Regions from separate parts of the Homo sapiens genome. Here region 1 is linked to region 2. A link is a contact called in ENCODE Hi-C or POLR2A ChIA-PET data. All regions are on one chromosome and are shown on one strand. The core of a region is the stretch at or near the end of the contact, and the rest is flanking DNA. Distances in the headings are between cores, read along the strand shown. Region 1 holds the start of JAKMIP2-AS1 (JAKMIP2 antisense RNA 1). Region 2 overlaps DPYSL3 (dihydropyrimidinase like 3).

Region 1 (4,404 bases), core at 1,582-4,081, 76 kb before region 2:
CAGATGGTGGGAATAAACCTGCTCACTGATTGGAACCCTGCACCCCTGAGAAACAGTACTTCCTACATAGCAAGTGCTTGATAAGTGGAAGCTACTTTATAAATGCAAAGTATGACTCGGGGGGTGAGAAGCTTCGTTCCAAGATGGTAAGAACTTCTAACTATATATGGATTATTATCCAGATGACTGCAGAATATTGTCCTCACCATTCATGAAATGTCTTGTAATCTCCATCAATTTCACCCAGAACTTTATTTTCTTTAAACCCAAACTCCTTAATCTGGTTCAAAATTAACTCGTTATTTTCCAAAATATACCAACATGTCTTCTGGGCTAGCTTTCTCCCATTAGTCCATTTTCTTCTCACTCTTGCATTATACTCCCTGCTGTATAAGTGGACTCTACTTACAATTTATATCAGAAGCACAGCTTGGGTATTACAGTAAGACCCTGTTTCTACAAAAAATTCTTTTAAAAAATTAGCTGAGTATGGTGACACATGCCGGTAGTCCCAGCTACTCAGGAGGCTGAGGTGAGAGGATCACTTGGAACTGGGGGGTACAGGCTGAAGTGAGCCGAGACTATGCCACTGCACTCCAGCCTGGGTGACACAGCAAGATCCTGTCTCAAAACAAAAGTAACATCCAGGTACAGTGTGGTTCACGCCTGTAATCCCAGCACTTTGGGAAGCCAAGGTGGGCAGATCATTTGAGGTGAGAAGTTCGAGACCAGCCTGACCAACATGGTGAAACCCTGTCTCTACTAAAAATACAAAAAAAATTAGCCAGGTGTGTTGGCGCATGCCTGTAATCTCAGCCACTGGGGAGCCTGAAGCAGGAGAATCTCTTGAACCCTGGAGGTGGAGGTTGCAGTGAGCCGAGATCGCACCACTGCACTCCAGCGTGGGCAACAAAGCAAGACTCCGTCTTAAAAAATAAAAATAAATAAAGTATACTCAAATTATTCTAAAAAGTATTTGGGTAATCTCATATTAATTTAAATTAACACTAAACCATATGTCTCCAACACACACACACACACACACACACACACACACGCACGCATACACAATTATTACATAAAATCAGGAATCTGAGAGAAAGGTGACTAGATCACAACAAAGAAACTCTCCATCCTCTCCCCTACTCTATTGCTGTGGGTATGCAGAGAAGGATTTGCTGCCCTTACCCTAAGAAGCTGGAGACTATGTTAGGCTCCATGGGAATAAACAAGGAAATTGCAACAAAGTGAATTACATACAACTACCAAAAAATCTCAGTAAAGGAAAGCATTTGCTCATTAAATATCTGGACATGTAAATCTCAGAAATTTTATCTTGGCCTGATGTGGGCAATAAATTAAACTATATTAGTTCACTTTCTTTCTTTCTTTCTTTCTTTCTTTCTTTCTTTCTTTCTTTCTTTCTTTCTTTCTTTCTTTCTTTCTTTTTTTTTTTTTTGCCTAGTTACAACTCTCTACCCCCAAGCTGAGCCCACCCAGGGTGATTCTTCAAGAGAATATAATTGGGGAATTTTGGTCTCAGTGTGAGGCCTTCAGAACTTAATCACAGGAGTCCAGAATCAAACAGCCCTTAAAAAGCAGTTCTTTCAGTTTTTATACAAAGAACTTCCTGGAACACAAGGAAGCATCATACTGGCTCAGCCCAGCATCTACTCCCCCTCACAGAACTAGACTGACTATCCTTGTCTCAGGTGGCTCCTCAGGCAGTGGGCGAGTCCTTTCTATCAGTCCTTTCTCTCATGGTTCCCTCTGTTCCTACCTTTGAAAGAGAAGCCAAGCTGAGTGATTAAGAGTCTGCCCTTGTAAGAAAAGGAGTTGGGAATTACAAGATGATGTAGCTGGCAACTTCCCTAGCTGAAAAGAGAAACACGCAAGTCTAATTTTTATGCTCTTCTGCTTTTGAATCACAGTTTTTTAAAAAATCAAATAATAATAATATGTCAAGGAAAAAGCAAGGTCCCACCAGACTCCTGGAAAGGAGCCTTTGTGTTGAGTAGGGAAATGTATGTGAACACATGAATTAGAGAAGCCAAGAATTTAGAAAGGGAAGGAATGTGGAGGGATCCAGAGGGGAATACTGTGTCTAGGAGGGAAAAGAAGTTGAAACCAGCAAGATGGGGAGGCAATGGAAAGGAGGATTGGGAGAGAGAGAGACAGTGTGTGTCTGGCGCTTAGACAGAAAAAAAAAATAGAAAAAGAACAGAAATAAGAAAAGTAGATTTCTCGAAGTTTGGACATATATTTGAGATGTTCATGTATTTGTAAAAGAAACGAATCAGCCTTCAAGCTGCTGTAGGGTGGGCAGAGACAGCTAGGGGATCCCGTCCATTAGGGTTATAGTTCTTTTTTTATTTAATGCTTTGAAAAGGCAAAATAGATCAATTTACCTGTCTAAATTCAGTACCTTGGACTTCTTTAGCAAATAAGCTATTTAGTGAGCTTTCTTTCCTGTTCTGATGGCAGATTTTTTCTTCTGCTGGAGTGACAGGGGAGAATAGGGGATATGAGATAGAATTATTCTTTCCTCAACTAGTCTTTCTATCATGACTGGATTTCAGTTCAGCTATACTTTAATAAACCCATATTTTGAGCTTAGCATGTTCAGATGTTTATGATTTCTTTTTCTATATGTAAAAGAACAAAGATTAAGAGGTTTAGAAACTTACCCCAAGTTCCATGGCCAAAATGTGAAGACATGTTTTGATTCCTGGATGGGAGTTCTTTCCACCACAGCTGTCACCTGTGTATTTCTCAAAGTGTGGTCCGCAGATCAACAGCATCCACATCCTCAGAGAGCACAGTAGGAATACAGCATCCTAAGTCCTACCCCAGACCTCCTGAATCAGAATCTGCATGTTAAGCAGGCCCCCAGGTGGTTCATAAGCACGTTTTGGTTTGGGAAGCTGGCATTCCATCATACTGCCTTCTCCAGCTAGAGGGCATTCCTCTCTAGCCACAGCTTTATTCTGGCTATGAAATAGCTGAGAAAAGCTCTGTGTGAACTTGAAAAAAATCTATGCCATTAAGACACTATAGAGGATACAAAGCAAGCCAGAGAACAGAGGGTACAGAATAATTCTATTTTAAAATATATATTTTTGAGACGGGATCTCATTCTGTCACCCAGGCTGGAGTGCAGTGGCACAATCATGGCTCACTGCAGCCTCAACCTTCAAGGCTCAATCAATCCTCTTACCTCAGCCTCCCGGGTAGCTGGGACCACAGATGTGCACCACCATGCCCGGCTAATTTTTGTATTTTTTTAGAGACCAGGTTTTGCCATGTTGCCCGAGTTAGTCTCAAATTCCTAGACCCAAGTGATCCACCTGCCTCAGCTTCCCAAAGTGTTACAATAAATTATATATATAATAGGTATATATATCCATGCAGAAAATAAAGGCTAGAAAGATTTAGGAGAAAATGTTGTCTCTGGTGATGCGATGATAGGCAATCTTGTCTCCTTACTTTTTTTTTCATTGTTCTAGTTTTCTTTTAGAAACACCTGTTAATTTTGAAAAGTTAGGTTTTCTACAGTAATCTTTACTAAATTTGGCTTGCTAAGGGGTGAGAAAAGTAATGCATGAGAAATCTGGGAATTGGCATGAGTGATCCCAATAGAATGCCACTACTGAGGTTTTCTTGGATATTAATGGGCACATAGGGTTCACCGTGTTTATCAGCCTCCTGCACCTACTCTACTCATGTCCAGGGAGGGGTTCATTCTTCTGGCCCCCAGGGGGCAGTCCTCCATAAGTTTACAAAAGCCTACTCTTTTTCCCCCACAGTGTGAATAATCAGGCATCATATTGGCCACAACTCAGCTACACCAAGGTCTGAGAGATTCTGGGCACTTTAACAACAACAGCAAAATACTATAGACACCGAGAGATAATATTTTATAAACAGAGGCAAAATCCCCAAATAAACAGAAAAGAAACAGAACACAAACCACCCACATTGCTCAGCCATAGCACCAAAAGATTTCCATCTACAAGAACATTCTTGTGTTTGGGGAGGGAGGGCAAAGGTGGGAAGGATATACACAACAAAGACATTAGACACAAGGTTCAGATTGCTAAGGTCCGCTTCTATTAATACCTCCTACTATCTGTTAAACCTTGGGCAAGTCACTTAACTGTTCTGCTCCTCTATTTCATCCATTGTCACTTTCTCAATCTGCAGCCTTGAAGATTTTCTGAGTGCTTTAAAAACTGTGAAGTGTGCAAAGATAAGCTTCTTTGCTGTGCTGGTTGCTCAACATTTTCCCTCTGGATCCATTCTAACCCCTTCTCTGAGTTAGTCTGTGCCTTGAGATGCTGATGTTTTTGGATTGTGTCATACAGGCTCTCTGGCCCATTGGCATCTGTTGGGAAGTAACAATTA
Region 2 (4,556 bases), core at 1,976-4,475:
AAATTAAAATTAAATACATATCTGACATTGAAGGAAGAACAATGCAAGATATTTAGAGAATGCAAATTTATGAAATGGAGGCAAGGCTTGTTAAAAACAAAGACAGGAGAAAGGGGGAGGTTGAAGAGGATAACCTGGAAATGACAGTGGGAAAGAAACAAATACAGGAAATCCGAGTGATTAGGAAGAAGGAGGTCAAGCTTAAAATAAAGCTTTACCGGAGTGCTAGAAAAAAGGAGAGGTGGCAAGGTAGCAAACAGCCTGAAGCTGCAAAAAGAGAGGTAGTGGTGGAAAAGAAGGCCTCTCGGAGTTAATAGCATGTGGCATTGTTAAGCAAAGGGGGAGAATGCTAAACTCACTTACCCTTAAAACATGTCAACAAATTCAGTAGAGTTTGGGGGTTGAGATAATGACTAGCCCAATAAAAATATGATCAAGAATATGCAGTAAAAGGATATAATTGGGAGAGTGAATTGATTACCTCTTGGAAGATGTATGCTTACCATTCAGGAAATCTGACTTAGAGGTCAGTAACTCAGCCAGGGCTAGGTCCACTTGAAGTATTCACTGATAGTCAGTGGCTCTCCATTTACTCTTTGACTCATGTATTCTTTCATCCACTTACGGACCCAACAGATGTTTACTCAGTGTCCACCATGAGTCTCTTCAGGGTTAATAGCAGTCAGAAATCTATTAGGTACTTGAAGGGATCATGTTGAAGAGGTGATGGCAGCTACAGAAATGAGTGCTCAGAAGGGCACTGACTGGCCCCTTTCAGTCCAGAGGAGGGAGAAGGCACGGAATCGATATTCATGAAAAGATTTCTCCATCATAAGGCATTCATCCAACTAGACTATAGATAGAAACTCTGAGCTAGAAGCAATTTCAAGATTATTTTGTCCTACCCTTTTCACTCTACAAATAGGAAAACTGAGGACTTGAGAGGTGATAAGGATGAAAAATAAAAATTTTTGAGCATTTATTATATGCCAGGCATTGCTTTTTAAAAGTTGTTGTAAAATACTCATAACATAAACTTACCTTTTTAACCATTTTAAGTACAATTCAGAAGTATAAAGTACCTTTACAATATTTTACTATTATCACAACAATGTAGTTCCAGAATTTTCTCATCACACCACAACCTCCAGCCTTTGGCATTCACTAATCTGCTTTCTTTTTCTACTTGTTTACCTATTCTGGATATTTTATATAAACGAAATTATACTATATGTAGCCTTGGTGTTTGTCTTCTTTCACTTCGCATAGTTTTCAAGGTGCATCCATGTTGTGGCATGTGTCAGTACTTCTTTCCTTTTTATGGCTGCATAGTATTCCATTGTATGTATATATCAGATTGTATTTATCTTCTCATCAGCTGATAGACATTGGGTTGTTTCCATTTTTGGTTATTGTGAATAGTGCTGGGCCAGGCACTTTTTAAAGCACTTTACATTAATTAATTCTGTTCACAAATATCCTTGGAAGAAGATACTATAATTACATCATTTTTACAGATGAGAAAGGAAAAATTAGATCTTTTGCCCAAGTTACAGTTAATAGAAGAGGATTGCGGAGGAGGAGCTGAGACTCCAATTTCTTATTTCCCAGGTCAGTGCTGTTTCCAACCTACCATCCTGCTCAGCTCTGTAAGGGCAGGGCCTACCACTTACTTCTCACCACAGACACTTGTGCTCAGCGTATTTGATGTAAATTAGTTGAATTAAATTTCTCTGCTGCATAATACATAGGAAACAAAGGGAGAGACTGGAGATTATTTATAAGTCACTCTATGCATTTTAATAGTAAAGAATACATAAAACGACTGAAATATTTAGTAATAGAATATTGTAAATAAATAATGTCATATTCATATGATGGAAAGTACTCTAGAGCCATTAAAAATGATGCTATGGGAGAGTATTGCTGTGAGGAAGTACTCCTGGTTTATTTAGTCGCTTGGCCCTTTGAAGGAAGGCATGATCAGCTCTTTGGCTTAAAAATCTGAGGTTTAGAGAGATTAAGTAAACTGCATGAACTCAGACAGCTCACAAAGCAAGAATTTTGTCTAAATCTCCAAACTCACGCTCTCAGCCACAATCAAAAAATTAAATGGAAATTTTACAAAATCTTAGCAGTGGTAAGAGGAATAAATAACGTGTGACGTGTTTTCTTCTGTTCCTTCAGCTCCATTTTCTACATTTTCTACGATGCTGTGGGTTGCTTTTGCAATCGAATAAAAGCAGTACAGTTTCTGTTACAAAAAAGAGATCTTGCCTAAATCAACCTCAAAACATAGTTGAAAAAAGAGACTAAAACTCTCATGGGCTGTAGGAAAATATACAAATATAAAAAGTATGGCCCACAGCAAAAGTAAGGAACGATGCTGGTGAGAAACTCTAAATGGAGGGGTTTTGTGGTTACTTCTTTACCATCTCAATCTTTGGAAACTATTAATGGATGCTGACCACTCCTTGTCTCTAAATAAGCATTTCTGTTTCCCAATTCCTTGCTGAGTTCTTCTGTTGATGTTAGAGAGCAGTTAACAAACCACGTCAAATCATATGCAGTTGTAGCCTGGTCTTGTGTGACATGGTGGAGATTTGAAGCATTCGGTTATCTGAGTTATATGCCTCGATTTTTTAACCCCTATCCAAAATTCTAATTTGCTCTGATGTCTGAATATTACCAGTGAGCACTTGCTTAGGGCCTGATTCTGTCTACACTGTGTAGCTTGCACAAAGAATTTGAGAAATAACCTTTCTTTATATTGCTAATACAACAACACTATTGGTTTGTTATTGTTTGTTACTGTTGATAGGAAAAGCTCCATGAAAACCAGTCATTGTCTCTAAGGACGTAGGTTGTTGATATTTAATTCCAAATTTCCCCTTTCAAGTCCTGTCTCCTCATTCAGTCAGCAGTGATGTGGCTCCACAATAGCTGTAATATTGTCATAATTTCCATAGAAACCATCTGTAAAGCTGCAAACACAGGATTACACCCTCCCTGCAGGCTGAGGCAGGAAGGCCAGATGGGCTATGAAGGGGAAAAGCCCTCAGCGAGACATAAATCATTTGGTGAAGGGGAGGAGGATGGGGGAGGAAACCACTTTAGGAGAAAAATTCTGTTTGGTGCAATCTTTGCAAACAGGATGAAATTCCCAAATGAAGTGGCCAGCAGCACGGGCTCCCTTCCAAGGCCAGTGTCTGGAACTGGTTACTTGCCGGGAACCTGGTTCTAATGAGGCCAGAGACAAAGATTTCTTATTATGTGGGCTGCTGATTTCACAGGTCATTAGCCACAGACAGACAGACAGAGAGACAGACCTAAGATCCTGGTCAACTCTTGTGTGTTCAAAGACAGAGATGGAAAGTGACGTGTAATGTTCACTCCTCAGTGCCAGGCTGGACTTTTCACATATGTAGCTCATTGGGCCTTCACAGTATCCCTTGGGGGGGAGATATTATTCCCATTTTACAGATGAGATAATCGAGTTATTCTCATTTTACAGATATGATAACTGAGCTATTCTAACTCCTTCTTGTTCAGATCTCATCTTCATCTTAAGTTTTCTGAGACCTTTCTCCGGGTGAGGTCCACCTATATGCTTCAGAATGCACCTCTATTTAATACTCATTATTCTGTGTAATAAATACTTGTTAACCCCTTTCCCACTCACCTGAGATTCCTTTGAAGGCTGTGTCCTTACCACTGCCACAGGGTTGACTCATAGTAAATGCTCATTACCAATTTTTGAATAAATAAATGAGAAAGTCTGAGTAACTCATTCAAAATCTATCTTTTCCACAGTTGTGTAGCTGGGAGTTAGAACAGTGCCTGGCATATACAGACCCTTAATAAACATTGGAATGAAGTAGTGAATGAATGGACGTCAATCAGCTGATTACACAGTTTATCAGGAAGTCACATCAAGCTTTTCTGATTTCAAACACAGTGTTACATTAGCCGGGGCCATTGTCATGTCTGGCCAGGCAATTCAAAGCACCTGGCTTCCTGTTAGTGTCTTGCTACTGTTTGCTTTTAAAAGTACCTCTTATTATATAACAGCTCTAACTAAAAAGCATTCGCTGAAAGCTCGGAAAGTGAGGGTGAGACATGGATCTGTTACTCACCATGTAAATTTGATCATATCCCTTTACCTTTCTGGGCCTTAATTTCTCCATTGTTGAAATAATTATAGTTGAGTTAAATGTGAGATTTTCTGTGAGCACCGCCATATGGTTTTGCTTTGTGTCCCCACCCAGATCTCATCTTGAATTGTAATCCCAACGTGTCAAGCGAGAGATCTGGTGGGAAGCGATTGGATCGTGGGAGCAGTTCCCCCATGCTGCTCTCATGATAGTGAGTTCTCACGAGATCTGATGGTTTTATAAGAGTTTGACAGTTCCTCCTTCACACACTTTCTTTTTTCTGCCTCCTTGTGAAGAAGGTAATTGCTTCTTCTTCAGCTTCTGCCACGATTATAAGTTTCCTTTGGCTTCCCCAGCCATGCAGAACTGTGAGTCAATTAAGCCTCTTTCCTTTATAAATTA

What was found. Hi-C counts contacts between places; a loop is a spot of excess contacts on that map. ChIA-PET counts read pairs that join two places held with the same protein, here RNA polymerase II (POLR2A). Pooled maps may share reads with other maps.
Region 1: a loop to region 2 is called in a map of endothelial cell of umbilical vein, with 4 times the contacts of the local background. The contact joins the promoter of JAKMIP2-AS1 here to the enhancer-like site in region 2. A Hi-C loop is called at or near these places in 1 of 168 maps with a recorded cell type or tissue (endothelial cell of umbilical vein) and 4 of 50 pooled maps. POLR2A ChIA-PET finds 5 or more read pairs at or near these places in 2 of 52 experiments (H1 and WTC11).

The regions. Positions count from the first base shown.
Region 1 is chr5:147,558,421-147,562,824 of GRCh38, reverse strand. JAKMIP2-AS1 (JAKMIP2 antisense RNA 1) reads right to left here and starts at 2,831. Exons shown (of 4, transcript NR_038902.1): 1 at 2,688-2,831. RefSeq lists an enhancer at 1,103-2,032.
Region 2 is chr5:147,482,785-147,487,340 of GRCh38, reverse strand. All of the region lies in intron 1 of DPYSL3 (dihydropyrimidinase like 3), which reads left to right. Among named protein-coding and RNA genes, the nearest start is that of DPYSL3, 25 kb to the left of the region's middle. Within about 2 kb of position 3,225, at least 16 of the 41 ENCODE cell types and tissues checked have a DNase peak (open chromatin) inside an H3K27ac peak, as active enhancers do; they include endothelial cell of umbilical vein, where a contact is called at or near this core.